Linked DNA regions of Homo sapiens: region 2 is linked to region 1. Evidence: read pairs that join two places in POLR2A ChIA-PET (ENCODE). Cell type or tissue: MCF 10A. All regions are shown on one strand. Links, peaks and the distances in the headings refer to the core of each region. The heading gives the core; the rest is flanking DNA.

Evidence for each region. ChIA-PET counts read pairs that join two places held together with the same protein. Peaks named below come from ENCODE experiments on the same cell type or tissue, not always from the same donor. Only the 100,000 strongest peaks of a DNase experiment are listed, where the experiment ranks them.
Region 2: POLR2A ChIA-PET joins it to region 1 with 7 read pairs; 3 of 35 experiments call an interaction of 5 or more read pairs at or near these places.

The regions. Positions count from the first base shown.
Region 1 is chr14:85,600,950-85,616,899 of GRCh38, reverse strand. The region is part of intron 1 of FLRT2 (fibronectin leucine rich transmembrane protein 2); the gene reads right to left. Among named protein-coding and RNA genes, the nearest start is that of FLRT2-AS1, 77 kb to the right of the region's middle. In MCF 10A, for the core only: a CTCF peak has its summit at 4,899 (motif pointing right); DNase peaks (open chromatin) are centred at 4,929 and 9,129.
Region 2 is chr14:85,548,749-85,564,698 of GRCh38, reverse strand. The region is part of intron 1 of FLRT2 (fibronectin leucine rich transmembrane protein 2); the gene reads right to left. Among named protein-coding and RNA genes, the nearest start is that of FLRT2-AS1, 25 kb to the right of the region's middle. In MCF 10A, for the core only: no CTCF peak of the experiment used is centred there; no DNase peak of the experiment used is centred there.

The DNA of each region.
Region 1 (15,950 bases), core at 4,757-12,756:
ATATACTTTCCATTCATTTATTGAACCAATACTTATTGAGCACTAGAACGAGGATACAGCTGTATGCAGAGCTGATGTAGTTTTTGGCTCATGAGGCTTAAAAGTTAAGTGAGGGGAGAAAAATGAGTAGGCAGGGAATTAGGGTTCTATGTAAAGAGTTCTTAACCCTAGAGCATCAGGTAATCATGGTCCTGTGGAAAGAGTTCTACCCTAGCCCATGAGGTATCAGGAAAAACACTGCAGGCAAAGGATGGCTCTGTGAAAATCGGAAGGATAGAGAGGCCCAAGCCAGGGAAGAAATGTAAGTTCTGCACACAGATCCAAGCTGCTTGTAATGTGAAGCCAGAGATGAATCCCAGCTCAACTGAGAGAAGGAAAAAAATGTTAACTGCACAATACTTTCTCCCAACTCTCTGTCCGCTTCTCACTGAGGTAGTCGTGCTTCTAGAAGATATTAAACGAACTCATGTTTCAAAATCATTGGGCATGTCACCTATAAGTCTAAATGTTGGTGATAAAAATAGTTGCTTTACAAGATGAATTTCAAATATCAAAAGGAAAAGGGTTTTTTTTTTTTTTGTCTTTTAAATATTTCCCTGTTTGTGTGAATACTGTATTGAATATGTTGCTTCCTCTCCAGGAAACTAGAAATTATAAAGAATGGCTTAATGGCAGGTGCTAGGTAAAAACAGAAATTCTCATTTAAAGGAGACCATAGCTTCAAAAGCCTGAGTATAAATCAACATGCAAAAAAAATGCTCTTTGGGGGCAGCAAGAACCCGTCCTTGCCAGTCTCTTAAAGATGACAGTAAAAACCAGCAGCTATTCCAGGCTACTTTATTGTAATTTAACTCTTTTCATAGGAACTGAGACTCAAAGCACGAAAGTCATGCTATAGCTTTCTGCTCAGTGTTTCTCTCCTAGTGCTGCCTAAGAAGGTTTTTTCTTTTTCTAATTAATTCCAGGAGCCTGTATTCCAGGAGCACTTAATAAACTAAAACTATAAAAATCATAGTACAGAAAATAAGAATTGTCAATAAGCATTGCCAATCGCGTAATAGAATGACAAGGACAAACCTAATAAAATCTTAATGGTTTCAGCACTGGCTGAATTGTGACAAGGCAGCACAGTGCATGAAGTGATACAATGAGAAAGCTATACTGAAGAGGAATTCTCTACTGTTTGCACAATAATCAGGAGAGTCCTATAGTTAGCTGACCAAGGTGTGGGGATTAGCAAAGGAATTTAGGGAAACATATATCAATAGCCACCCCGTAGCCTGAAACCATTTTTCTATCTCATTCACTAAACTTCAACCAAGCCCCCGGAAGTTGATCATTAGGCAGATATTTCTCTTTACTGAGATAAAGAGAAAGAAACAAGGGAAAGGAGAAAGAAGGAGAGAGGGAGGGGAGGAGGGAAGAAAAGAAAAGAAACACTTTGTTTAAACAGTTGGCCATTTCCAGGCTCCAGTCAGTCTAAAATTGAAAACATTAAAATCAGACCAAAAAGGAAAAGCTATGCTCTTGGCAAACACAAAATATTCTAATACATTTGAAGCGTTGTTCTCACATGGTTTCCAATTGGTTGGAGTAATGGGGGTAACTTGAGAACAAATAACCAGTGTTATAAATTCAAATGGATGAAATTGAAGACACTTTCACTACTGCTACCTGCCTCTCTCAGCCCACTGGGAGGGAGATCCCACTGATCATCCCTGGCTCCCTTTAAAATCTGGAACTGCAGGACTGGGTGGCCTCTTTCCACGTCAACTACTGCCTGCACGGTGTTTGGATCTAGAAGAATAGCCAACTGTCTTGATGCTCTGAAAGCTATTCCTGATAGCAACTGGTTGGGTAGTTGGTCCCCGGTAGTAAAAGGAAGCTGGTAGAGCAGAATTTCAGGAGGCAAATAAATTGAGAGAGTACTAATAAGATATAAAAGTATATGGTCCATAACAGATGTATCTTCTACAGTGAATGTCTATGTACTTTCAATCCATTTCAAAGGAATATAATTCAGTTCATTCATAACATTCATTCATTTGCTCAAACAGATACCAACCATCTTATGTTTCAGAGAAAATAACTGATTTTTTAGACAGTAACCTTTGGGAAAAATATTTCCCCCTCATCACTTGGTACAGTGGTTCCCCAAACCTGAGGGTCATTAAAAACACTAGGGGAAAGTGATGAGAAATGAAGGTTTCTGGGCCCCACCCCTGCAGATTGTGGTTTCATAGGTCTGCAAAGGAGGTGGGTCAGGTGCAATTTGTCAACTTTCCCAAGTGGGGCTGATGATTAGTCACTAACGTTTGACCACCCAGCCGCTCCCTATCAGGAATTGCTTTCAGGGAATTGAAACAACTGGTCCTTCTCTCTTCCGGGTCTGATCTGATGTTGTGGAAATAGTTGAGGGTTTGGAGTCAGTCAGAATTTAGTTTCTTATCTCAGCACTTCCATTCCCTAACAGCATGACAAAGGGCACCTGACTTAACCTCTCTGAATTTTACCTTTTTTTTTTAATTTCAAAGGGGATAATCAGCTGTGCTTAGGAAATTGTTGGGAGGATTAGATATAAATCATATAAAGTAACTAAGAGGACCAATTAGGCACTCAATAAACTGGTTTAAGAGAGGTAGAAAAGGTGTTATGAGCAAGAGCTGGGCTCTGGAGACAGAGGACCTGAACAGCTTTTCCACTTCCCAGTTGTGTTAACTTGGGCACACTGCGTCACTTCTCTATGTCCCAGTTAATTCATATAAAATGGAGAAAATAATAGTATTAATATTTCACGGTTGTTAGAGGGCTGTAAATCACTTAGAACATTGCCTAACATGTGGAAAACACACACTCTTTATGTTGGTCATTCCTAAGATTAGCTTTAAACAACAACAAAAGCTCCTGTGCCGGGGAGCATTTGTCCCTAATTTGGTAGAGAGTTGGTTGTACTGAATCCATCAACTTTTACTTTCCTTGTTCATTCATTGATCATAGTTCTTTCCTTTGGTAATATACATATACATCTTCCTTCCATCAATCCTGAAAATAAGTGCAGACATTTATGAAGTTGATCAGTGAGTAAGTGACAGGGCTAGGACTTGAACTCAGGAATGGGCTGCAGGGCCTGCTCCTAACCTCTGTCCTGCTTCTCTGTAAGCTCTAGGCAGACAGGCTGGTCTGCTTTCGCTCACCGTTATTTCCCCAGAGCCTACAGCCATACGTGGCAGGCATTCAAGATCTGTTTGTAACACAAATGAACGAGTCAAAGAACGACCTTCAGATGATTACTTTGTTTGAAAAGGTAGTCTGCAAAAACTCTTTGACATCTTCAATCTGAGGTCCCATAAGGAATCAGTGAGATAATATTTCAGAATAGCTTTCAAGAGTTTTAAGCTACCTAAAGCTATCTGGAAAGATTGAGGGATAGATAGAGCGATGGATGAATAGTCCCTGGGCATAAAGAAACTAGATGACCTTTGTAAAAGGCATAGAACATGCAACTAGGAAATAGTTGCAATTACTACAGCACTATATTTGTTTTAACCAAATAACATCAAATTCCATGCTCTTATTGACTTATAGTACTGCAGAAATAGGGTCACTCAGAAACATAACATACTTGGTTTGTTCAGAGGCATGTATGTACCTAACAGTTCAGTTCTATGATGGCTGTGACCTGAAATCAACTAAGTATTCGTGATCTATCACAAAAAATATGAATTTTTACTTATATAATAACAATATATTTTAAATATTTATATAAATTCAATGTGACAGTTCAACCGAACTTTAATTGCATACTACTTTACCATTCCACACAGTTAGAATCAACGTAAAATAGGCCAATATCTTTGAGAGCTATAAAAAAGCTTATGAAAAAAATAAACTCAATCCAAAAATATAAACAAGGCCTACTTCCCTACCCTAATATTGCACATATGTAATATACATAACAAAACAGAAAATCTTATGTCTCCTTCACAAGAGGAATACACATTTCGGTCGAAGATATTGATTAGGCCCATGAAATGAAATTACATAGTGTGTATTTCCAGGTGAGTTATCTGGTTTTGAGTCTAAAAAATGAAAAATTCATTGCTTAAGCCTATTTTGGTATCATAGAGATGGCTCTGAATGTAAATGGTATAAAATTTCCTCACTGAATAAATAGGTTTTTACAATGTGCCTTCTCATCTTCAGAACACCTGTCATGCTGAGGTGTCAGGCTATGTTCAGGAGACTATTTCTGGATTTGAGGAACAAGAGGGGATAAGAAACAGAAGAAAATTAGTATTGCTTATTATCCTTGACCCTCTCCTTCTTTCAAGGACATTTCCCCCCAACCCACCCCAAGAACATGACTAGAAATGGGTTAAGATCAAATCGAGTCATTCTAAAGCTTTAAATAAAACCCAGATAAGCTGCCTCAATATCATATCCACTGTGGTTGCACAATACTCTTAAGGAATAATTTGAAGGAGAATATTGAAAATACACAACAGGTTTTAAAAGCTACCTTTAAAATAATCTATAGTGGTGGCCTTGATTATGTGAATGAATTCTGAGATGTGTTCTCCAAACACAGAAGAATTTAAACATACAGGCAGATCCTTTTACAGGTTTATACACAACCAGAATGCTGCTTTCATTGAAGGCCATGGCAGCTTTCAAACTCTACCCCAAAGGCAAAAAGCTCATATTTTTGTAGTGCTAATCAATTTCAACCACTTAACTGTGTTTTTTTTTTTCTTTTTTTAAAGAGTTCCCACCAATAATAATTTTAAAAACTCAGGTGCACACAATGACTTAGTCTTTTTTTTTTTTTTTTTTTTTTTGAAAAGTAAGTTACATTCTGACTCAGTCCATGTCACCCAGGCCTTGTGCATATAATGGCCACCAGAGGGAGGCAACACAGCTGAAAGGTGGTCCCAATACACACACACACACACACACACACACACACACACACACACACACACGCTTTCGCGCACGCGCGCTCTCTCTCTCTCTCCCCTCACATGAAAAGGTAGTTTTGACTTTTCATCCTTGACTCAACCATGTGATGTTTTTCCAGAAAAAAGTTCCAATCTTCAATGGTCAATAAAAATAACATTCATACATAAGGGAATAATGTAAAATCTGTGATGATAAAGAAGATTTAAAACAGTGAGAGTGATGAGAGAATCCTACGCTTGAAATGACAGTGGGTTATTCATTCCTCCCTTAGCTACACTCCCAAGCTTGACTGGACTGTAGGCCCTGGTCCTTGGGAGGATCATACTTGGTTCATCTTATAAAGTACTACATCTCCAAGACAGGTCAGCTGTCTGAGACAACACATTCTAGAAACAGGTCAAGGAAAAAGACATGTGAGTGGGCAACAACTTCACATGTTGTGCTTTCCTGATGAGCCTCCATTTCCTCAAAAATCTTTCCTTGTTGGTTCTCTGACGCTTTTTAAAATTTCATAATTATAAACCAATTCTTTTGGATTAGCCCGCAACCCTCTCTAGAAAAGCAAAGGTTTTTGGTAAACATTCCAAACCAAGTGAAGTGTATCAGACCTTTCTTTAAAACTAGTATTTCTCATGCATTTATTCATCAGGCAATTGTTGAGTGGCCACTGTGTCTGATGAAGCAGGAGGCCCGTGTGACGCACAGGTGAGCAAGACAGATAAAGTCCCTACAGTCAGGAAGGTGCTATGTTTAGAAAGCAAGAAGGCCCGTAATCCCAGCAATTTGGGAGGCCAAGGCAGGTGGATCATCTGAGGTCAGGAGTTCGAGACCAGCCTGGCCAACATGGTGAAACCCTGTCTCTACTAAAAATACAAAAACTAGCTGGGTGTGGTGCCAGGTGCCTGTAATCCCAGTTACTTTGGAAGCTGAGGCAGGAGATTCACTTGAACCCAGTAGGCAGAAGATGCAGTGAGCCGAGATTGCACCACTGCACTCCAGCCTGGGCAACAAAGTGACACTCTGTCTCAAAAAAAATTCATTAATTAAAACTACAAAACTTGAGATTAGAAAAGATAAAATTGTAAGCAACGTCATGAAGGAAATAAAGAAGTGTCATAGACGATGATAATGGTGTGTGTCAGGTAGATTTAAATATGGCAGTCACAGATGGCAACTTAGAAAATGGGATTCCTAAAGAATGAGGATTTGCTAAGGATGGGGGATTCAGGGTGCAGAATGATGGTGCTCAGGAGAAGAGAGGCCAATAAGTAAGTCCAGGTCTAGGCAAGAGCAGGCACAAGGATACAAGGAAGGGAGAGCCTTAGCTCTGGCAGGAACTGAAAGACTGGTGTGTCTCAGAAATTTTATGAGAAATGAGAAGGCAAAGTGCAGAAATAGGGCCAAGAGTTTTAATGGACTTAAACAGGCAAATCTTTATGGCTTTGGTAATCCATTTAGATTCTATTCTCACGGCAATGAAAAGCCTGCAGGGAAGGTATGGTGAGAAGGTAAAGATCAAAGACGCTACCTGGATCTAGCCAATAAAGAGCTGAAAGAAGTTCTTGAGAAGTAATGATGAAGTAGAACAGGAAATTTTATCAAGAACAAGAGCCTGGAGAAGAAAAGTATGCTCTGAACTTCTGTCAGAATTCTCTCTTCAAATGTCCCATTTCAGAGAGTCTCTTCTCGCGAACATCCCCACACTTTTTTTTTTCCACCTGTCTCAAATTCTCTTTAGAAAGAGAGGAAGTATAAATAATAAATAAATAAAAGAAATACAGCTTTGACTAAACAAGGTCTTTGATGAGAAAGTGAGGAACCCATGCTGGGTAAAGACAGCCATGTAATTAATTAGAAGGGTCTCTTGACTTCTATCATGAGCACTGAAGCCTGCCACCCTGCTTAGCATAATGTCCCTTCCACTGGGGAAGGCACAGGCCACCCACTGTTCCCTAGCAAGTAAATTGGTCCCTACCTATAAATTATTCTATGTGTGGTGAAGAAAACCATTGGCTTTTTTCCTTCTTCTGAAGTTCTGTGCACAGCCTGGCAAACAACCTCCGATAATTTGAAAAAGTGGCTTTTAGTGACCCTAGCAATAAAAAAGTTACTAGTGCAATAGAGTTTGACACGTTTCTAGAAGGCTGCCTGGGCTGTGTGACTCACGAGAGGTGACCCTGTCTCACCTGAGAATAGAGGTGCGGGGCTGCTCCCCCAGCTCATGGCTCACTGCAGAGGGCAGGCCCCATTTAAGGCGTGCAGGTGCCCACTCATGCTCTGGTTCTTCCTGAAATATGCTCATATGTTTCTAGAACCAAGTCTCCTAACGGAGTTACTTTGTCTTTTGGGGGGACTCACAGGTGCAGAAACTAGGTATTCAGGGTCAAGAGGTCAAGACTAAATGAAACAAATTCCCGGTGAAACAGCCACCTCCATTAACTACCTTTGCAGGTGGCTACGCTCTGACTCTAGTGTTTTCTCCAAATGTTCTATCTCCCCAACTCTCTTGACCATTCTGCAGGGAATTCAGAATATGGGAATAATCTCAAAACCAGTGAGAGTTCCTGAAAAAGCTGAAATTGACCACAGTACCAACCTTAGACCTACAACCAACACCCCTCCTATCAGGGTAAGGAACGCACAGGGTCAAAGGGATATGACCATCCAAAGCCTGTATTGCTCCTTCTAGGTTCCATCTTGGGTGCCCAGATTCCAGAATTTCCTGGCTCCAACTTTCTCACAGGGCCCTGGAGGACCTCTCCACTGGGTCTGTCCTCCTGAGGTTATGACACTTCTAAGCTTGTTCGGATTGGGAAGGAGGAGTGCAGAGCTGGGGTGTCTGTGTGCAAAGCCTCTTGGGTTTCAGGACGGAACCTCAGTGGGAAAGGAAGAGACTTTGGACCAGTTATCCCTGCACTGCCACTTTCTGTTCTGTATTTGGTAGAGTTTGAGAATTCTAAGGTCAAATCTGCCTGGCCTTCCAGGATATTCTGGAAGCCAGATGGGTCACAATAGGCAAAGTGCCTACACTTTTTAAACAACTTGCTAATGAGATTTGTAGCTTTTGAACAATTAGATCTAAAGCAGGCCTCTCCCCATGTTCTTGCTCAGGACGCTGGCAAATGTTTGCGTGGGCCTGTTGAGGGCAGTGGCTCTTCACATGACGAGCAGACCTGCCTCCAAGAAGAGAAGGGTCGTGCATACTTCCTGAATAAATAGAAACATTGCTGAAGAATGTCATCTGTTAAGCATATCTTCAGGGTGGAAGAAACACAAAAACTTTAAGAAACATTATGACTTAACTCACGAATATTGCTAGAGTTACTAATTCAACAGATTTACCACAATTAAATAAAAATCCATCCATCCATTCATCTGTTCATTCACTTATTCAATAATCATTTATCAGCTGGGCAAGGTGGCTCATGCCTGTAATCCTAGCACTTTGGGAAGCCGAGGCGGGTGGATCACTAGAGGTCAGGAGTTCAAGACCAGCCTGGTCAAAATGGCGAAACCCAGTCTCTACTAAAAATACAAAATTTAGCCAGGCATGGTGGCAGGCTCGCTCTTGCAATCCCAGCTGCTTGGAAGGCTGAGGCAGAAGAATTGCTTGAACCCGGGAGGTGGAGGCTGCAGTGAGCCGAGATAACACCACTGCACTCCAGCCTGGGCAACAGAGTGAGACTCTGTCTCAAAAAAGAAAAAAAAAAAAATCATTTATCAAGCAAACACATGAGAGGCAGTGGACTGTTAATGGACTAAACTGTTCCCACCCAAAACTCATATGTTGAAGTCCTAACCCCCAGTATCTCAGAATGTGACTATATTTGGAGACAGAGTCTTTAAGGGGAGCATCGAGTTAAAATAAAGTAATTAAGGTGGGGCCTAATCCAATATGACTGGTGTCTGTACAGGAAGAGGAGATTAGGAAACAGACATACACAGAGGGAAGACCATGTGAGGACCCAAGAGAAGAGAAGATGGCTATCTATTAATACAATCTGAGGAGAAAAGCCTAGGAAGAAACCAGCCCTGCCGACAGCTTGAACTCCTAGCCACCAGAATTGTGAGAAAATACATTTCTGTTGTTCAAGTCATCCAGTCTGTGCAGTCTGTGGTACTTTGTTCGGGCAGTATGAGCTGACTCATACAGAGACGCTTGATTTCTTAATACAGTAGAAAGCACATAAAATGCATAATACATAAGACAAGCATGCCACAACTAATTACAACACAAGGTGATTAAGAAACAGCTCACTTACAACCAACTCTCATAGAAGGACTGCAAAGCAAAAACTTGTTTGTAAACTGAAGGCAAGTCCTTCTTCTGGACATTCACACTGAATTCAATCTCAGCTTCCAGGCCTCCCCAAAAACATTTCTTCCTGGAGCCGAAAACTTTCTTTTCCCTGGTGCTGTGATCCCACCCCTAGCTGTTGCAAGAATCCACTGACTCCCTACTTTTCTGTTCAATGAATAATGACTTTGAATCTTCAATGACAATCCATTAACAAAAATGAAAACTGCTGCTAAGTGGTTATTAAGAAAAGTCATATCGCCTAACTCTAATTGCTTTCCCAGACTCTAAAAATCACTGATGTGCATCAATCCCTTACTGTACCCTCTGCACCATTGGCTCCCAAATCTAAGCTTCCATCTCGGCAGGAAAACTTCCAGGAGAGGAGGGAGCATGACTCTTGGGTCAAAACTTGCTCAATCCCCCATTAGAAAGTCAACCCTCTTCTAACATGGTGCTCTGATGGCTTGGGTTGAGCAAAAACGCAATCATCTATAACCCAATAGATCATGCATTCCCAATGAGCATATGGCGTCTTCTCCAGCGGGATAAAAACTGGTTCTTGTGGAAAAGAGATTTAAAAAAACCTTAGCTATTATGAGAATTTGTGTCCCTCCAGGTGGCTACAGTACATCCATAGATATACAGTAGATCTGTAGTATTAAAATGTCATGAGGGAAGGCAATCTTTAGAAAAAAAAAAATCTAGGCAATCTCCTTCGGATGGTGGCAGGGGGTGTGGGGGAAGGGGGTGTAATAATGCAAGAAGTTTGAGAGACACTATCATAGACTACCAAGCATGGAAATAAGAGTAACAGCTAACGGCCGGGTGCGGTGGCTCAAGCTGTAATCCCAGCACTTTGGGAGGCTGAGGCAAGCAGATGACGAGGTCAGGAGATGGAGACCATCCTGACCAACATGGTGAAACCCTGTCTCCACTAAAAATACAAAAATTAGCTGGGCGTGGTGGTGCGTGCCTGTAATCCAAGCTACTCGGCAGGCTGAGGCAGGAGAATCGCTTGAACTAGGGAGTCGGAGGCTGCTGTGAGCTGAGATCGCACCACCGCACTCCAGTCTGGCAACAGAGCAGCACTCCCTCTCAAAAAAAAAAAAAAAAAAAAAAGAGTAACAGCTAACATGTAACATGTAACGTGTAATGCACCAAGCCACGTGCTTGAGATTTGCTACCTAATTCTGATGGCCACACTGTGTAGTAAATATTACATTGCCATTTTAGGGATGCAGAAACTGGGACGTCAAGTGTTTAAGTAACTTTCCCAAGATTACAGGTAGGTGGGATATATGTAGCAGAAAATTTCCTACCAATATTCCATTTAATCATAGAAAACACTGTGTTCTCACACCCTCAACAAAATACACCAGCCCATGACATACTGAGTGTTAGCGGTTGCTACAATATTCTTCTAATACCTCCACACAGTACTCTTAACCATTGAGCTGTGCGCTCACCAAGAGTCCCTAAGTATGTGATGCCACTTATACCTTTTAACTGTAATTATATAATATAAAGAAATATTTGGTTGGGCAATATTAGGAGTACAAAAAGGAGTTACTCATGGTGTGAAAACTTACTTGAATGGTTCAGAAAAAATCATGAATGCTAGCTAAAGTTGCTGGTATATGCGGGGGAGGGGGAAGTAGGGAAAAGAGAATCTTACAAATCTTTCATCTCAATATAATAAAGCAAACTGGAAGTCAGGGTTGACATATTTGGGGGAGAAAATAATATGAATTCAATCGGTGCTATGGAAATATATAGATGAAAACTGAGCTGTACGTCAAAAGATTGGCCAATTAATGTCCAATTTGATGTTTCTGTGTACAAGTTATTTTATTTTATTTATTTATTTTTATTTTTGAGATGGAGTCTTGCTCTGTTGCCCAGGCTGGATGGAGTGCAGTGGTGTGATCCTGGCTCACTGCGAGCTCCAGTTCATGCCATTCTCCTGCTTCAGCCTCCCGAGTAGCTGGGACTACAGGTGCCCGCCACCACGCCCAGCTAATTTTTTGTATTTTTAGTAGAGACGGGGTTTCACCGTGTTAGCCAGGATGGTCTCGATCTCCTGACCTTGTGATCTGTCCGCCTCGGCCTCCCAAAGTGCTGGGATTACAGGCGTGAGCCACCGTGCCCAGCCACAAGTTATTATTAAATATCTTTATGATTTCTTAATTTAACTGAAGTAACTGTCCCAATTATGTCTGATATTAGGTAACATGTACACTATATAAGTTTTCAAATGTATATCATGGTTCTATCAGCCTTAAAATCTGGAAAATCTATGACTTTTTGAGGCAAAACTCAAGCAAAAGTGTTGAGCACCATTCACAGGAGAGAGCTGCCAGTACTGGCTTAATGATGTTCCCAATCTCCAATTATATTTCCAAGTTATCAAAAGCACAATGTAGCTGAGAGAAAACAAAACTCTGGGCTCCCTAAATGGTCTTTCTTGACAATAGGAAGAGGGGGTGTGGGGAAATGTAGGTTTTAATCAAATTAGCTGGAAAGGCCTGAGATGATATTAAAAGAAAAGATGAAAACGCTCAGTTAAAGTCTTCCATACCCAGGCACTTCTGACTGCCTGAATTATTTACCAGGTTCACTGCAGTTAGGCCCCAAAAGGGCTATGAATTCTTACTGGCATCTTCTCTGTGACCTGTGATGATTCTGAACTCTCTGTGTCAAAGAATCATGTCGGCACTAACAGGAGTGACAGCCAGACTAGGCTGGGAGGACCAAATGTCTTCCTATTTTCCTTCCTAACCCCCACCCACTTCACCCCTCTGCCAACACACACAGCAGGAAAGACTAATTTCTTCCCCATTTTCTAAGCACTCTTTGAAGGTATTTCTTTAGCACTGCTCTGAACTACAGCTATTTAGAGCAATTTAGTTTATCTGGATCCTTTTATTCCCTCTACCATTAGTCCAATTTCAAAAACAATAAGAACAACAACAAAAAAAAATCTTCTCAGTTTTAAAAACAGTCCTAGGCTTATTTATTTTAAATGCTTCTGATTTTTTTTTTCTTTCTTGGTGGAGTTTTCCAACTCTCTCTCAATTTCTTCACCCAGAGCAATTTATGAAAACAAATGCAGCCCACAGCAATCATTAATCCTTAAAGTGAACAATACTACTGTGAATTATGATGTTCAAAGACTTGGGCTAGATGGTGGGAGCTCAAAAGAAGTCAAAGATATGATTCGAGTGCTTAGTAAATTGGTAATCTAGTCACGTAAATAAAATGAGCACATTGGCGATTACCAGGCAATATATAAATGTTGAAAACAGAGGAAATAGGCATAAGTAAAGGAAGATCTGGATAAGACTCAGGAAGTCATGATTTTACTCCTGAATGTTCCGCTAAGGCAGACACATCACTTACCTTTCCTAGGCGTCATGCCACCCACCAGCATGAAAGGAGACAAAGCAGATTATAGTTAAGCTCCTTTTCAATCTTAAAATATGTGACAATTTCCAACCCATCCCACCCTCAAGATACTCCACAAAAATGTTTTCACTAACTAGTAAGACAGGTTGGGATAGATTTAGGTAGGATGGCTTCCTGAAGTTCTTCAGTGCATCAAAATGATATTGAAGAAAGCAACAGAAATGGGCTTCCATTTCTGTTAAAGCAGCCATGTTTTAACACAGTAAAAATGGCACTCTCAAGACACAAGGAAAAGTTACCTTATGTTATCCAGAAACATGCATACATTTAATTTCGGATCTGTTCTCCATTCTCAATCCAGGTTTCAAGATTGAGTCTCGCTCTGTCGCCCAGGCTGGAGTGCAGTGGCAAGAGACCTCGGCTCGCTGCAATCTCCACCTCCTGGGTTCAATTGATTCTTGTGCCTCAGCCTCCCAAGTAGCAGGGACTACAGGTGCATACTACTATGCCTGGCAGATTTTTGTATTTTTGGTAGAGTGGGGTTTCGCCATGTTGGCCAGACTGGTCTCAAACTCCTGACCTCAGGTGATCTGCCCGCCCAGCCTCCCAAAATGCTGGGATTACAGGGGTGAGCCACCGTGCCTGGTCTCAATCCAGGTCTTAATTACCTAACAAGATGTGACAGAAAAGAAAGAAAGGTAAGAATGAAAAGGAAATCCCATCATCTATTATCAGAAGTTATTTACCTGACCTTATCTCATCCTTATCAGAAAACCTCACTCAGCAATGAGCAGTCAGACACAGCTATTCTTTATATGCTGGTTTTGAAGCTATCAGTTATTCAGTCAATCCTATTATTCTAGAAAGCATCATGACACATCTTTTTTTTTCTCCTTCATAATCGATGCCCGGAACCTCAACTTTCCTCTTTCCCATAGACACAAAGGGGCCTCTATCTACTGTTCTCTGTAGATAGCTCTACAGGCGTTGTTCTCTGTTGCAGCTTGTACCAAGTACCTTCAGGGAATTCAGAAATAAATCAGTTAAAGTCCTTGCTTGCACATTATTTAGGAGAGAGGACGGCAAGGATGAAAGCCCAATTAATAATTTAAGGCAGATGGTCATAAATGCCAAAGAGGTATCAACAAAATTATACCCAGACACAAAAGAGAAAGATCCTATTTAAATGGAATATTTGAAAGATTTGAAGAGAACAGGGCATTTAAGATAAACTTCATTTATACTTTTCACATTCCCCATCAGATGTAAAGAAGGAAGTTATGCGCTCAAATGCCCCCATTCTCCAAAAGCAAAACAAAACAAAACAAAGCAAAAAAACCCGAAACCCTAAAACAGAGGTAATCATTATTCTGGGGTTATAGTAGATTTCTATGTAATACCTCTTCCAAATGGTTTATTTGTTCCATTTTAAACAGAAATGAAGGGTCCCCTACACAAAGAATTCACATGCATCAAAGAAGACACCATCCGTTTGTGACACTCCAGCAACTTGTTTCCTAATAAGTTGCCAGATCTATTCAGTTAACAGGGCAAAAATCACTGATGTGAAGGTGCAGTTCCTAAAGCAAAATTACGCCCACTCTTTCCATTTCACTCTTCATAATTGGAACATTTGCCAAATCATAGTTCCCTGTGCTGAGCATAGAACTCCATTCAGCTACTCTGGCTTTGAAAGCTCACACTTGGCTTTGAACAAACCCGGAGGAAGACAAAGAGAGCACATAACGTAATCAATCCTGATTTCTCCAATTTGTTCTTTGAGCTCCAGCGTGCTTTAATAAAATCGGAAGTGCCATCTCGCCTTCCAATTGAGAAGCTGGGCAGGGAGCAAAGCCAGTAGTGTACCAGGAATAATTCTGCAGTGACAACTCCAAGTCGGAGCAAAGGGACTATTCTAAGGTTGTGGTAGCAAAATGGTTACTTTGAGAAACTGAATTTGAATAGATTGCTTTGTCAGGAGACAGTAAAGAAAATCAAGTAGGTACATGTGTATTTTTGTGTAATATACATGCATATTTATGCATGCATTTACAGGGTGTACGTATGTATAAGAGTGCATATGTAAATACATATGTGCAAATGCATTTATAAGTCACTATATATCTAAGCAGACACTTTACTACCCTTCATTATAAATAAATAATAACAAATTGTATTCACAGGCTTAGATATGGTTAAAAAGCAATTCTCTATTGTGAAAATGGCTGCTCCTTCATACAGATCAATAATCATTGTTGGTGGTAGACAATGAACACTCCCACCTGACTTCCAGAAGCAACTATTTCTAGAACCTGATATTCAAAACATTCCACGGTGACCTCAAGGGAAAGTTTCCCATTTTTGAGCTGAGTATGTCAGACACAGGGAAATCCTTCTGCTAGTACTCTTTCTTAGCTATCCACATCTCTGTGACTTTACCAGTAATAATTATAATTATTTAAAATCTAATATTTGCATAGAATTTACAAAGTTTTCTCTGATGCATCTTGTTTGATCCTCACATCTCTCTAAGGCAAGTATTATCATTAGTCTCATTTTATAAGCGACCAAACTGAGGCTCAGGGAGTAGCAGGACTTTGCTCAAGCTTGTCCAGTTAGCAAGTAGCAAAGATGGGGTTCAAACCCAAGTATTCTGACTCCAGAGTTGTGCTTTTTCCTATGGGCTGGGAAGGTCTTCAGGGCTTTGCTCCCTAAGCCATTAATCCATTGCAGCTTGCCATTCACCAGCTGCTAGGACAGCCTGCTGTCTTCCATTATCCAGAGGCCTGTGGCCTCCCCAGGGAACTGGTGATGTTGGGCATAATTTTAGTCCTGGAAGTCTGGCTGTGTTCCAGAACCTCTTTATTAGGATCATGCTGTGTCATTTAAAGTTCAAAGAGGCTTGTAAGCAATGCTTAAAAAATGGCTCAACAATGGTCCACTAGTCCATGGTGAGTTCAACCCGGCCCTGATGGCTTGGACTCATAGTTTACCGCCTGCCCAGGGCAACATTATTTCACTTGGTTTCTTCCATGCTGCATCTCCCTTCTATCTCATCCTACACTACCTACAGCACTTCAGCTTCCATCCCTACATCTTCACTGCTTCCTGTACCTTAGTCCCTCCCTGGTCAGCTGAACATTCTCCTTTCTGAGGTTCAGCTTGTGCCCCTCATCCAATCTCCCTCTCACCCTCCTGTTACTGTAGGACACGACTTCCAATGGCTTATTTATTTCTATTTTTTACACAATATGAAATGAAAGTCCTATCTATCTCCTGGCTTGAT
Region 2 (15,950 bases), core at 4,616-12,615, 52 kb after region 1:
TTTTCTGTAATAGAGTTACCCACGTCTTCAAAAGACACAGAAAACGGTGTGCATGACAGAATCTTACTTTCAAATACTGCCTTTTGATGTTATCTGAGAGCCTCATAACCCACCAGAAAACTAGCCCTTTTGCCAATGTCAAAATATCCTTTAATAAATCTTCCACGAATACATTTGGAACAATCTTGGTTGGTCCAGTGGAAATGTAATGACTTAGGCTTTTAATTACCTAAATATATTTTTAACCCGGGTTACTGGTGATTGTATTTACTTGTTTAATTTTTGATTGCTTTCTATTTCTCTAAGACGATTCATTTGTACTAAAATGAGGTAAACCAGTGTTTCTTTTAATACTCCCAAATTTTACTCAACATATGGGTTAAACATTGTTAAAGCTTCTAAACTGATATAGGCAATTGAAGCCAATCCAAGCAATACATATTCGAGTAATACATAGTCACTGGCCAAATCAATTCGTGGGTTATGAGAAAACAATGCCATTTGGCTGAAATATTCCCTATGTACAGGCAGAGAAGAGCAGGTAGCCAAGTGCCACTTTGGTGTTCTGCCATGTCAACATTCAAAACAGGGCCATAGAAAAGCAAAACGCTCTGTCCACCCTCTCCTTCCCTTAATAAGTTCATCTATGTAGGAAGAGGACAAGTGCCCTGACTTCTGGCTGTCCACGTAAGTGTCAAATGTAGGGGCCCTTTCACACTAGGGCTTCTACATGAGTGTCTCCCTTTAAACTCTCATGTCTTCCCTGGAATTTAGATCAATTATCATCCATTGAGTTATGTACAAATAGCAGACATACTCATGGTCTCCACCTAAGAGGAAATAGAACATTTCACTTTTCTTGAGAGAAAAGTCAACTTTATCTATTTTTTTGTTTGTCTGTTTTTCTATTTTAAGATTACATAAAGTACTAGGGTTTGGAGGTAAGAGATCTGAGCCAAGTCATGGTTTTGCTGTGTCCGCACCCAAATCTCATGTTGAATTGTAATCCCCACATTGGAGAAGGGGCCTGGAAGGAGGTGATTGAATCATGTAGGTGGACTTCCCCCTTGCTGTTCTCATGATAGTGAATGAGTTCTTGGGAGATCTGGTTTTTTAAAAGTATGTGGCACTTCCCTCTTCTCTTTCTTCCTCCTGCTCCACCATGTGAAGAAGGTGCCTGCTTCCCCTTCGCCCTTCTTCCACAACTGTAAGTTTCCTGAGGCCTCCCCAGCCATGCTTTCTGTGCAGCCTGAGGAACTGTGAGTCAATTAAACCTCTTTTATTCATAAATTACCCAGTTTCAGGTAGCTTATTACAGCAGTGTGAGAACAAACTAACACAAGGTGTGTGGGACTCAATGTATCTGGCATTTGTTAAACAACATAGACCATGGAGTCAGACACATCCAGTCTCATTCCAATCTCACCATTAGGAAGTGGTTGTAAGGCCCTGGTGACAGGGGTAACTACTGTGATATTACCTGGGAACAACTGTGATAACCCCTACTTCCCTAGGCTTCTGTAATTGCCAGGCAGCAATGCCCAGAGAACCATAATTCTCAAACTTAGTATGTGTTCCTTTTAAGGAGTGGAGGTCCAACAGATGCTTTTTGATGTCTAACTTTACATAAGTAAAAAAAAAAAAAATTAAAAATCACACTGCTTTATTATTTATTTACATATACAACACTGTGAAAAGGGCGCTAGATAAGTAGAACAAGAAGCCCAGTTTCTGGTACATCCTGCTTCTCAGTCACCTCTAGGTCTCTGGAACTTGAAAGCTATGTCTCTTCTTGCAGGGTTCTGTTACAATCCATTGATTTTCCCTCACGGTATAAAGTTCCCTTTGCTTAGTTTCACTGGACTATTTCCCCCAGGTCATTCTGACAAATGATGTTCTTTGTTGTTTATACTGTTCAATAGATTTCATTTTGAAGAACATGATGCAATCATGTGACGACATTCTTTCCCGTTATTGAACCGTGTGGCCTGAATACTGCCCTAAAGGACAGGAAAGAATTGATGTCCATGAGCATAGTCTTTAATATATCTTGAGTCTAGATTCAAAAAAAAAAAAAAGAAAGAAAGAAAGGTGGGTTAGGAGGAGATTTGGGAACCAGCTTCAAGTAACTAACATTATAGACCCACCTACTCTTTCTGATCTATTATCTCATCTGATCCTTAGAATGAGTTCATGAGTTGGTATTACAAACCTCAATTCTCAGAGGAGGAGACTGAGTTTCCCAAAAGTCAAATAACCTGCATTTGGTCTTCACAGCCAAAATGTGGCAGAGATTGCATTGAAACACGGGTCTTCTTGATGCCAAATGCCACACACCCAAGAAACACACAAAACAATGTAAAAATGTTATGTAGCATTTGAGTTACTTTGGATTTAACTGTCAGAAATGTCTATGTCTGTGTGGAAATGAAATATTCTCTTGGAAACATGAGTGAGTCCCATGGACTAAAGAAGGTGACCAGGTGTGTAAACAAGTGATGCCTTTCCTTCCACGGCATTGTTACTTACTTTCTCAGATGCCTGCATTTAGTCCAAGGTTTTACTCATAGCTTTAAAGTGTAAAAACTGTCAGAAAACTAACACTAAGCATTGGTATTAGTCATATTCCCTGTAGCGGGAAAGAGTCTTCAACTTATCTTGAGACCAGTTTCAATTGGTAAGAAAGCTTAAGGACAGAAAAGAAATGAGGGAATGTGTCCATGGAAGTGACAGAAGTGTCACATAGATGTGAGGATGAGAAGCTCTGGAATTTTAGGGGCACTAAAACCAAACAACAGCCACAACAACAACAAAATACAAAGACAATGACAGCAATAGAATTTCATAATTTTACCAAAGACCGGGGCTATCTAAAGAACTAATGATTTTCAAGGTTACTTTATGATACATTTTTAAAAAAGGGCAATTTGACATTCTAGTGGGAAAGGCTTCTGGTACGATTCTATTTTATCTCGTTCCTACTTTATCATTGTATTCTAGGCAGTCATTCTGTAACTTTATTGGCTGTCAACAGTATCATTTGCTGTAATAACGGAGGGAGAATTTCCATGATGGCAGGAGCCGTGCATCAGGATGCCTTGCCATCTACCTGCCAGGGTGCTGTGAGTGTTCTAGAACATTTCCAACATTCGTTCTGTACAATTCATAACCTAGCAGATGGCACCATTAAGCAAGGGTCCCCAGTAGTCAGTCTCTTTGAAAATGAGGGCAAAGAAATGCAGAATAAAATTAAGTTGACTGGAATAATACACATGCTTATTCCTTACAGTATGTTGACAATGGCTGACAAATGTCTAGCGGATATAATCTCAGGGAACGTGCACAATAACATTTTACAACAACATAAACTGAGATTGTAAGATACCTTGATAAATAGCTACTTTCTTACCCCCAGGCTGGTTCTCCTCTCTCCAGATACATGTACAGCTCCCATTACCATCAAACAGCCAGGAGAGAATTACACACTGCTCAGGAGATAGCTTCTGAAACTGCGAGACGTTAAAAAGCCATATTCAAATCACGGGGTTGTGCAACACAAACATGTTGTACAGAATGTATTATCATTTTCTGAGGCAAAGAAATATAGACTGTGCAATAGAAAGGTAATGGGGAAAAAATGTAGTGCTCTACATACTGACAGTGAGCCGTTAACAAGGTAAAATTATCAAATATTGGTGCAATTTGGAGCATGCGTTTTTCTGTTTGGGGAATTATGATAATGTGACAAGGTTATCGTTATAATTAGGAGAGTAATTAAAGTAACGGAGTAATTGCTTGTCTGCATTTTTTCTTAGTCAAGAAGATCTAATTGCACGAAAAGAAGAAAAGAAAATTTTTCACATTTTTTTTTTAGGTTTCCCACCAGCATCACTGAGACCCTAACGCAGGCAGGCTAGCCATACTGGCATATTGTGCCTTCTAATTTTTTTTTTTTTCTTATGAACAACTATGGTTTCTCAGCTGCTACAAATTCCTGGTCACACAGCATACATTCTGTGTGTGAAGACTGCTTTATGAGGAGCCAGCCCTTTTTTGTGATGTCATTTCTTTTTTTTCTTTATTTTTTATTTATTTCTTTTATTTATTTATTTATTTTTGAGATGGAGTCTCGCTCTGCAGCCCAGGCTGGAGTGCAGTGGTGCGATCTCGGCTCACTGCAACCTCCGCCTCCCGAGTCCCAGTTCAAGCAATTCTCCTCCTTCAGCTTCCCAAGTAGCTGAGATTACAGCCACGTGCCACCATGCCCTGATAATTTTTGTATTTTTAGTAGAGACGGGGTTTCACCATGTTGGCCAGGCTGGTCTTGAACTTGACCTCGTGATCCGCCCTCCTCAGCCTCCCAAAGTGCTGGGATTACAGTCATGAGCCACTGCGCCCGGCCTGTGATGTCATTTCTAATTCTAATACATTTCTCCTTCTGGCTTCATGATTCTAGACTTAGTTTCAATTAACTGTATGTTCACATCTTCTCACCTATAGACACAAGGAAAAACAAAACCTCACCCAGTAGGATGTAAATCCACATGGAGTTGGAGACATGTAAGAACCAAAAAATAAACAAGTAAACCTACTCAGCCCCAAAGAGTCAGAGCTGGGACAGACAAGGTATGCCTGGCAGAAACACTTTGAAGTACAGAAATGACAAAATAGCATTAACAGATTTGTTGAAATTCTTGAGGGGAGTGAGATGGAGGACCCGGCAAAGCCTCTGGGAAGTCTGCATTTTTGCTCAAAATCTATGGCTTCCTGAGAGAGATCATCCACATGAAGTGAGAGTGATCCAGGCAGGCCCAGGAAAGTCACTGACTAAACGCTGCTAATGCCATCAGGAGATCCGGATATCAGAGATCTAACTTGTAACCTGTGATCTAACCTCACGGAGGTAATGGGCAGCACAGACCTGAGTAAGAGCAGTGAGTCCCAGAACATCATTGGAGGGAAACTGGGCCATGTATCTCTGTGAGCCTCCCTTTCCTTAGCTGAAAAATAATGATCATATTAAACTGACCTGCTGAGCTGCTATGAGGTTAAAAAAAAGTGTGAAGGGGCTTTATAGACAACGTATAATCATGGGTAGATATATTATATATAGATATACATATATGACATACATACAATCTTTACTACAAGCATGTATGGTTCAGCTCACTCTCTTTCCTCTGGGCAGTAAGAACAGTGCCTTTAAAGAACATCTGAACCATTTGGAACCAAAGGAACTAATACTCATTTTGGTGTAAATTTAGTCCCAAAGTGGTTACTTACTGCATCCAGTATTCCTTCTTCTTTTCTGCTCAGCTAATCCATGTTCTTTCACCAATGACCAGCTCAAAGTTCATCCATCACCTCCTGGAGTCTTCCCAGGGGCCCGAAGGAGAAAGGGCCCCTCTTCTACTCTGTTTTCAGGCTGCAATGTACACAGCCTCCCCCATCATAGCATCTCTGCTCCCAAGTCTGTCCCCATCAGACTGTGAAGAAGTTGAGACTGGGGTCTGAGTCCTCTGTATGCTTGTACCCCTCTGCTGAGCATATTTTCAAAAAGTATGTGTTGATGGGGCTGAATAGCAAAGTATTCTGCATGAAGAGCTATGACAGTGATGTATGTGTACACATGCATGTGCACCTATCTATGTGTACACATGTGCTTCTATGTGCGTGTATTGGTCTGTGTTAATGTATTTAAATACAAGTTTATTTGATTAGAACACTAAACGTTTAGGAAGCCACTAGCCACCTGTACACATTATCCAATCCAGAGAAAACTATGCAAATAACTAGTTCCTTTATTTCAGAATACATTATTTCCCGAAGGTTATTATCTGCTCTGGCAATAGCAGTATCAGAGCAATCACTCTAAAGACAAACCATGTCAAATATGCATGATACAAAAGCATTCCAAAAACAAAATGTTGATCTAGAAAAGAATCATGTAGCAGGAACTCCCTGGTGAGTAAATACCTCAATGCTGCTGTGATGGCTGCCCTTCATCTGAGCAATTACATCTTCCCCTCTCTTTTGTGATGTCATTTTAAACTGAAAGCATTAGGTAGCAAGGAGCACTGTAATTAAAGCTTCAAACAAAAAAATGATTGAAGAAACACCGAAAGAGACTCCTCCTTTGAAACTGCATTTCAATTCTCCTCATGTCTCTGGAAGAAAAATGCTTCTGACAGTCTATATTTTACCACTGTTTCATTTAATAATGCATATCGACATTTATCCAGGAACATGCCTTTACTTCTCCTTTTAAATCACCTGAACACCTGCCCATTCCCATGACTCCAAATTCCTCCTTCTCTCCCACCTACTCGGTTTTTCTTTTATCCTTATTTACTTTTTTTAAAAAATTTATTTTTGATGCAAAGATAAATGTTGAAGGATTAAAAAAAAAATTCCTGAAAAGCCTGACTATATAATTCTACGGGCATATGAGAGCCCTTTGCCTCTTGTTCTGCTTACAAATTAAAAATAGGGCATAAACCCAAATGAAAATAAACACACAAGCACATGCACATGCACATATATTCCAAGGGCAAACAGAATACATGGAGGGCTTCAATCTCCTTATGGTCTGTTTATACAACATCATCAGTGCTTTCTACGGAAGTCTACGGATGCTTTCTGCGGAAGTCTACAGATGCTTTCTACGGAAGTCTATGGATGCTTTCCACATAAGTCTATGGATGCTTTCCACAGAAGTCTACATTACGTGTTTCATTTCCTGAAAAAGATCCCAGTTTGACCATTTCTACAGTCACCATTTTCCTTCTACCATGAACTAGCGACATAAGCAAAGTAGCTCTGAGAAGTGTCTTTTTAGTTTGCTTTTGTTAATTAATTAATTAATTAATTTATTTATTTATTGAAATGGAGTTTTACTCTTGTTGCCCAGGCAGAGTGCAGTGGTGCAATCTCGGCTCACTGCAACCTCTACCTCCTGGCTTCAAGCAATTCTCCTGTCTCAGCCTCCCAAGTAGCTGGGATTACAGGCACATGCCACCACACCCGGCTAATTTTTGTATTTTCAGTAGAGACTAAATTTTAGTTTCATCATATTGGTCAGGCTGGTCTCGAACTCCTGACCTCTGGTGATCCACCTGCCTCAGCCTCCCAAAGTGCTGGGATTACAGGCGTGAGCCACCGCGCCTTGCCGTGCTTTTGTTTTTATACTCTATCTGGGCCTAGTGGAGATGCCATCTATTCTATCTCCTTTTTGAAAATCTAGGTGCCCCATTCATAATACTTCATATTCCTAATGTAACCTGAAGAAACAAGAAATTCCAGAAGATTTATTAATTCAACACTTCAATACTCGGTTAGGTGCGGCAGAGGTATTACAAGATGAATATGATATGAACCTTGCTCTTAAGGCATTTGCAAACTAGTAAGGTAGCTGGCTAATTAAAAAAAGCTTCAGAAAAAAAAAAACACTGGAAATTAGTCATGTTTTTTAAGCTTCTACCTTAGTAAGAGGGTCTCTGTGTTTTGCAGGTTTATTCATAACATCTGATATGGTTTGACTCTGTGTCCCCACCCAAATCTCATCTTGAATCATATTCCCATAATTCCCATGTGTTGTGGGAGGGACCCAGTGGAAGATAATTTGAATCATGGGGGCAGTTTCCCCCATACTGTTCTTGTGGTAGTGAATAAGTTTCATGAGCTCTGATGGTTTTATCAGGGGTTTCTGCTTCTGGGTCTTCCTCATTTTCTCTTGCCGCTGCCATGTAAGAAGTGCCTTTTGCCTCCCGCCATGATTCTGAGGCCTCCCCAGCCATGTGGAACTGTAAGCCCAATTAAACCTCTTTTTCTTCCCAGTCTTGGGTATGTCTTTATTAGCGGCGTGAAAACAGACTAATATCACAAAAGGTACAGAAATTGTGCTAGCAAGGCATTACTGACAACTAATAGCAACAGTTAATACTTATTGTGTATATACCATGTGCCAAGCACTATTCTATGTATTAACTCATTTAATTCCTCAAGAACTTTATAAAGTTGGTCTTATCTCCAGGCTCTACATGAGAAAACTACAGTACAGAGAAATAAGTAACTTGTCTACAGTTAGCCAGTGTGTAGAAAAATGAGACTTTGAACCCAGGGAGTCTGCCTCCACAACCAGCTTAGCCATTTTCTCCAACTGCCTCTTGGCATAGGTGCGCCCTGCAGAGTAGCATATACACAACATTACAGGGTTGAATGTGGCTTCTCTCCCAGAAACATGTGTCCTCCCCAGATCAAGCCCAGGCAAGCTGAAATATTTTTAGCAACAGTATTTTATCACTAACATTTTGAAATTAACACATCACTACTTGTATGGGAAATGGAGGAAAAGAAAAGAAGGTATTTGGGATGTAGGATAGAGCCCATTAAAGGCAAGCTAAAAATCTAAAAGAAATCTCCTACCAATGAAATTACTGTGCCATGCATATACCCCTATAAGCTTATTTTTCAATGACCCAGTGGGCATTTTCTCGCAAAATCTATATAGTTGTCTCTAGGATACCAAACTTTTTAAAAAAGTTTTAAATGTCCAGACAGCACTGCTTATTATTATTGCATTGAAGATATTCCATGTAGTTTTATGCAAGCCTAAAACATCTGTATTCATGGGATAGGATTTCCCAACTTAATGGTAAATTTCTTAATTACATGCCTTCCGTCTGTACTATACTAACATCTCATTGCTAGAAATTAGAAACATGTATACGTCTTAATGCTTATTTCTTCCTCAAGTCCTTAAAAGTGTTTTCTAGTTTTTAATAGTTGGCTTTCTTCCAATTTTCTTCTTTCCTCACCAGATTCATTTTAAGATCTCAGAGAGAGGCCAGGCACAGGGCCTCACACCTGTAATCCCAACTACTTGGGAGGCTGAGGCAAGAGGATCACTTGAGGCCAGGAGTTTGAGATCAGCCTGGGCCACAGGGTGAGACCTCATCTCTAAAAAAATAAAATAAAATAAAATAAAATAAAATAAAATAAAATAAAATAGATTTCAGATAAGAGAGAAATAGTTAAACTGCTTGATACGGTTAGGCTGTGTGCCCACCCAAACCTCATCTTGAATTGTAGCTCCTATAATTACCACCGGTTATGGGAGGGACCTGGTGGGAGATAATTGAATCATGGGGTGGTTTCCCCCATACTGTTCTCATGGTAGTGAATAAGTAAGTCTCATGAGATCTGATGGTTTTATAAGGGGAAACCCCTTTTGCTTAGTTCTCATTCTCTCTTGTCTGCTGCCATGTAGGATGTGCTTTTCGCCTTCCACTATGATTGTGAGGCTTCCCCAGCCACATGGAACTGAGAGTCCATTAAGCCTCTTTTTCTTTATAAATTACCCAGTCTCAGGTAGTCTTTATCAGCAGCATGAAAACAGACTAATACACTGCTGATCTGCTGATGTGTAACATCTTCTAGGAATCTATGCATATTCTCACATACTGACTAGTTCATTTCTAAATGTACAGCAAGGTTATCAGGACTGCTAACCTTTTTGGCCTCATAAGTCAGGATCTGAATCTACTGTGATATTTAAAGTAAGAAACTAAGCTTTAGTATGCTACCACCTTAGATTTTAGCTCTTTCTTTAAAAACAGCTTTTATACACATAGTACAATCAAATTTCTAACTTGCATACCACATCTCTAAGGCCCAAAGTTATACTATCAAAGTGATGCCTATCTCCAATAGATAGGCATTATTAGATGATGTTATAGATCTTTAATCCACATCAGTGCATTCTGCGGAAGTGGCATGTGACAGATGCCACCACTGACTCTGCAGGACGGCAAACTACCACCTTCAGCCACAGGGAAAAGGGACCTTTGAGTCAACTCTTAATGGGCATCCTGTAATGATACAGACAGAATTGTTCTCCCAACCAGGCTGTTTATTGAAATTCATAGCACAACTCTCTATTTTTATAATCAGAAAGGAAAAACTAAAGAGAAGTAACCATTCCTTGGATTAGATTAAAACCTAGACTAATATTCACAACCCTAACTATTTAGATCAAAGTCAGTGAATTCAATTTTACAAATAAGGGATCAAGTAGAAACCACAACTTGAGAAGAAAATATTCTCAACCCTATCAGGTGAGCTGAATTTCTAAGCAATTTTAATTGGAATGTGAGGTTTCGATTCAGGAAAAGACTAGAGGATTCAAAATAGGTACACAAACCACACAGAAGTGATCCAAGGGGATCTGAGAGCCATCTGTAGTCCGCTGGCACTTAAAGACAATGAAAATACTGTACATCCTATACAACCTGGACAATATTTCTCAGATTTACTAATATATCAGAAAATGAAGCACATACGTCCACTCTGTTGTAAGGGCACTTGTGGTCTGTGATGACTCACTGATAAATGTTTATCTTCTACAATGTATTTTGTGACATGACTTTGTTAAATACCTTAGGAAGACCATTTAAACTAGCACTTTGAACTTTCTGGTATATGAGGCTTCAGTAAATACTTGTTGATTGCTGGCTCACTCATGAATCCTTTTTTTTAACTTAAATACGGGTAGTGTCCTGCAGAGTGTAACAAAGCCTTTGAATAAGTTATGCTCTTTAAAAAAGACTAAAATAAGATGTTCTCCCCTTTCTTCCAAATGAGAATGAAAAGAGAAGGGAGGCCTTGCTTCATATTTTTGATGAGATTTTTCTTTCCAGTGTAAACCCTCAAAACCACATTTGACAAGTATCTACCCTACCCTTTAAGTGAATGAGTATAAAACTGAATCTATTGTTTTTTAAAGTAGTTTGGACAACTGTGTCCATCTTATAGGCAGAGTTCAGTTTTAAGACACCTGAAAACTCATCTGTTAATGCTATTTCTTCAACAGCACAAAAACACTCTATCCTTACCCAAAGTGACAATGCAGAATGAAAACTAAAAACAACAACAAAATATTTATAGTCACCTATTGGAGGTAGGCTCTAATCTTTTTCCCTTTCTCTTTCTCCCTCAATTTTTCCTTTCCGTCCTCACCCTTTCCTTCCACAAATATTTGTTAACTCCTGACTTGATAACTAATCAGTGCTTGGATCTGGCGATAAAAGTGTGAATCTAATGTCCGTAGTCCCCACAGGATTCAACAAAAGAAATAACCCTTAGATCAAGCTTGTCCAACCCACAGCCCATGGGCCAACAAAATTCATAAATGTTCTTAAAACATAAGAATTTTTGTGATTTTTTTTCTAGCTCATCAGCTATCATTGTGTTTCATGTGTGGCCCCAGACAATTCTTCTTCTTCCAATATGGCCCCAGGAAGCCAAAAGATTGGACACCCTTACCTTAGATGGTCCCAGCAGCATAGCCTCACTGAGAGAGCACGTGGATTACTGGGCACAGGAATTTAAAAGTTGGCCACTACTAAACTCCCTGTCTGCATTCTAAAATTTTATCATCACAGTCTTTATCTGTGTTTTGTGGCCAATAAACCTTAATGCTGCACAACACTAAATTATTTGCTCTTTCTGAAGGCTACAAAGAAGAGCTGGGTACGCATTTCATAACAATAACTAATGCAGATATTCACAGAATCTTAACCAAATCAAAAGAAAAGGGCCAATGGGTGAAAGGGGGCTGCTCTCTTAGGTATTCCCCACCTTATTCACTGTATCTATTTTACCTGAAAGTCTTTAATTCACAAAAATCCCATAGTTAAAATTCAATGTAGGAGTTGTATGTTGAGCACCACATGAAAAAATACCATTACTCCTGCAGTGTTCTACAACTAGATCCTGGGTGTCAGGCTGGCAAATTTTTCAGAGACAACACAGTGGCAGAAGCATCAGATACATGAGCAACAAAAGTCATTACTTACAGCAGCTTAGGTGTCTCGGAAGGATTGCAGGAATACCTCCTCACATCAAAGGCGCCATAATCAGCCCTCCAAATCTTGCCATCAACCCAAAGGTCTCCGTGTCTTACCTGTCTGCACCAGAAAACCCAATGATGCGACGGAATTATCAACATTATCATCCTGAAACAATTGCTGAGCTCCCAGAGGGGCCATTTTTCTCTTTGAAGAGGCCTGTGGGACATTGTGGGATTAGTTATGATGGCTCTGCCCTTTAGAAAGCTTTAATGATTTGGGCATGATTCAGGCAGTTGGATCAGTCATATAGGAACCTGTTAATATCAACTGCTTTCTAAAAACATCAGTGATACTCACCTTAACTTTTTCTGAATAAGCCACAGTAGAAGATCTGCTAATCTATTGAGCACTTAATTGCATCAGGCACTATGCAAAATGCCTCCTGTGGATTATCTTATTTAATCCTCATGGCAACTCTTCAAGGGGTTTTATTACTGCTATCCCCACTATGCAGATGAGAAAAGTGAGGATTATATAGGTTAAGTACTTTGCCAAGGTAACAAAGCTATGAAGCAGCGAAGGTACCTACAAACCCAAGTAGACTAAACCCAGAGCCAAATTCTAACCACTAAGACAAGCTCCCTAGATTCTGAGAATCAGAGAATTACTAGAACTGCCCGGCCTTGTACAGATGAAGAAACTGTGCCTCCAAGGTTCAGTAAATTGACAGAAGTCACAGATTTTTTTAGGGGCAACATAAAACCTAGAATTTAATGCTCCTGCTCACTATCCTATTGATATTTTGAGTATCCCCCATTGCTTGACAGTCCAATTCATGGCAAGAGTTGTTGATAAGGTGTCCATCTGCTACATGGATGCACAAAACAGAAAGGGACATGACCTTTGGTAGTTCATTTTCCTCTCTGGAAATCTAGAAACAGGGATAAATACATATGCCTTACCTACCACAGGAGATATAGAAGTGAAATGATAATCAAAATGGAAACTTTAAGAAATAAAAAATATGTGAGTTACAAACATGGAAAAGATTATGGAAAATGGTTCTCACCTTCAAGTTTCTCACCACATGGCTACCTTTTCTCACTGGCAAGAAGTGAATTAAGTCATCAGTAATCTCAGTCGGGTCCATTAAAATCTAAAATACAATAAATCTTAAGGTATTTCAGGGCGAAACCCCTATATATATTCATCCTTTCCATGTGTCCATCCTTCCATGTATGCATGCATTCATCCATCCATTTAGTAAAGAATTTAGGATACAATGATAATTAGCCAAAAACATCATAGCCACAACAATAAACAGGACAAATGGAGGTAACACTGGAGCCATTTTACTTTCTTTGTGAATACTCAATACATATCCCTTGGAGAAAGGTAAGAGCTACTGTAAACAGAAAAGGAGATACTAGAAGGTAATTTCCACCAGTGGCATGCCTGTGCCTTTCTTAAATTTCTCTCCCACCCCTCCCATTTCCTAATTTTTCCAGGCAACCCCATTCCTTACATCATATCAGTTATGATCAAATGGTCCCACATACCACCTTGCACAGATACCAATCACTGCTCCTCCATCAACAAGGTGCTTTTAATTTCAAAAAGAAAAGGAAATGGGATTTGAAGTTTAAATTTCTTCATTTTCTCTTTAGGAGTTCTGGTAAACAGGTGGAATCAGAATCACTTCTAAGCTACTAGCTAAATGAAATTAAAGATTTCTCACTAGATTTCATTATTTACAAATCTCTGTCACTTAAGGATGATGAATTATGTGAATAGTAATTTTGTCAGGAACCTATTTGCTATATATTTTCATAGAAATTCCATTCATGATTTCACAAGACAGAATCATGGAGGAGGATAGGGTAATGAAAAGCCAGCTCGTGTGCATGCCTGTCATAAGACCAAATTTAAGCTAAACCAGCAGATTAATTATTCTTGTTATTTTTAAGGGTCGCTAATAAAGGAAATGCTACAATTTTCCAATGAAACCCCCTCCAGATTTTCAACGTGTGTTAGACAAGGAGATCAATCCTTCAGCACAAAGAAAAATATAATCAAATATAAGTTCTAATATCCATGTTTTAAGTTAAAAAAAATGTGTTCTATAGATCCTTCTTTATCTTTTAACATTGCATTTCTAGATTGTGGATAAGCCTTAAACTGAAATGTAGGTAAAGGCTAAAACAACCCTAACTTCTCTCCAAGAATCAGAAAGGAAGTCCACATAATTTTGCATGACTTTAGGGTTTTCATCGGAAAAAAATACCTTCTTAACTTTGGATGATGTTAATATTATGCAGAAAAAGAAACAAAACTCATTAGCTGATTGTAATTACATTAGTTATCCATGCTAAATGAAATGTGTCTCATATCACGTCACATTTTCCACAATGTGGTCTACAGTGAACTCATTTACCTGATCTGCCTTTTTTTGCTTCCCTGTTTGAAAGGGCTCTCATTTCATTGTTTACCTGATTCCTAACAGCCATTCCCTAGGGTTTTCTAAGAGTAAATGCTCATTCTTAGAATCTCGTACTTGAGAATTCCACCAGTAGAAACACTCACAGCACTGTCCCCATAGAATATATTACGAATGTGGCTATTTTCTCGTTTATAGTGACAAGCTGAAATTTAGTAGAAAAAAATCTCCTTTTTTGCCTGTTGATAAGCCAGCCTCCTCTACATGCAGTTGTTTTTAAGAGCACTTTCTCTGGGTAATTCCCTTCCAATAATCCACGATGCCTGCTGTTTTTGAGGTGAAGAGATGGCTGAAAATATTTCTTTTTTTTTTTTCCCAGAAATAAGTGGTTGTAAGAGTTCTTCAACAAGCATATCCAAATTGAGATAGAACAGTGACTACTTCTAAGGTACCTTATCTTCTTCTTGACCACAGAAATAAATATTGTTAAAAAGAAATTAGGCAAGATGTACTGTGGCCCCACAGGGAGGCCCTTTAGGAGAATGGTAACACAGCCTTACGGAATTGCCTTATCTATGCAGGCCAAAAAAAAAAAAAAAAAATAGCTATGTGTAAGCCACAGAATTCATATCATTTTACATTGGAGGGCAAAGGGATAGGGATTTTAATGCATGCTAGTACTTGAAGTGTGGCAGATAACACACAATCTATTCAACAATTCACCAGAGTGGTCCTATGAGTATTATTTTTTCTCTACTGAAAAATTGAGGAAGTAGCCACAAACACAAGCACCAAGAAACATGCTGAAGTCATCCTAGTTGCTTGAGACAGAACCAGGATTCAAATCTAGTCTGTCTGATTCCAAACTCCATGACCTTCTCTCTATGTTCACTCTATATCTTTATGAAATGGGATATTCCCCTCAGACTCTTTGCAAGACTCGTGAAGGGGTTGGCTCATTTACTCAGCCCACAGCTCTCAACCCCTCATGGGCAGGGTAGCACACAGGTGAGCAGGTGCAGAGGCCAGGACAAGAGCTTCTGGGCAACTGGGCAGAAGCAAAACTCCGTGCAGGCCCATGGCAGCATCTAGGAGTTGCCCACAAGCCCCCAGAGTCCCAGAGGCCCTGTGTTACAGTGTACTCTTTTAGTTTTGCCATCCATGGATGGCTTAAGTGTTAGACAGCTCAGTGGAGGGTCAGTGTGACAGTCTCTTGCACCCGTACCTGGGTCACTGTCTGGCATCCAGGGGGAATCAGGTCACACAAATGAATTGAAGATGGTAAACCCAGAGGATTTTATTGCTGATGGAAGTGGATCTCAGTGGAATGAAGAGCTGGAAAGGGGATGGAGTGGGAAGGTGGTCTTCCCCTGGAGTTTGGCCATCCCTGGTCAAACTCTTCTCCAAGGTCCCACTGTCAAGCTGTCCCTCTGAAGTCAAGCTGCTTTTCTCCAACGTCCAGCTACTTCTTCTCTTCTGTCTTTCTCAGCTGCTCTGCTGCTCTGCTGGTGGGGCCTGTGGTTTTTATGGGCACAGGATGGGGGACAGGGCAGGCCAGTATGGTTTTGGAAAAGGCAACATTCGGGTGGGGAAAACAGAAATGCATGTTCTCACTTTGGGCCATGGGTCCAGGCTTGAGGGTGTGGCTCTCGCCAGGGACCACA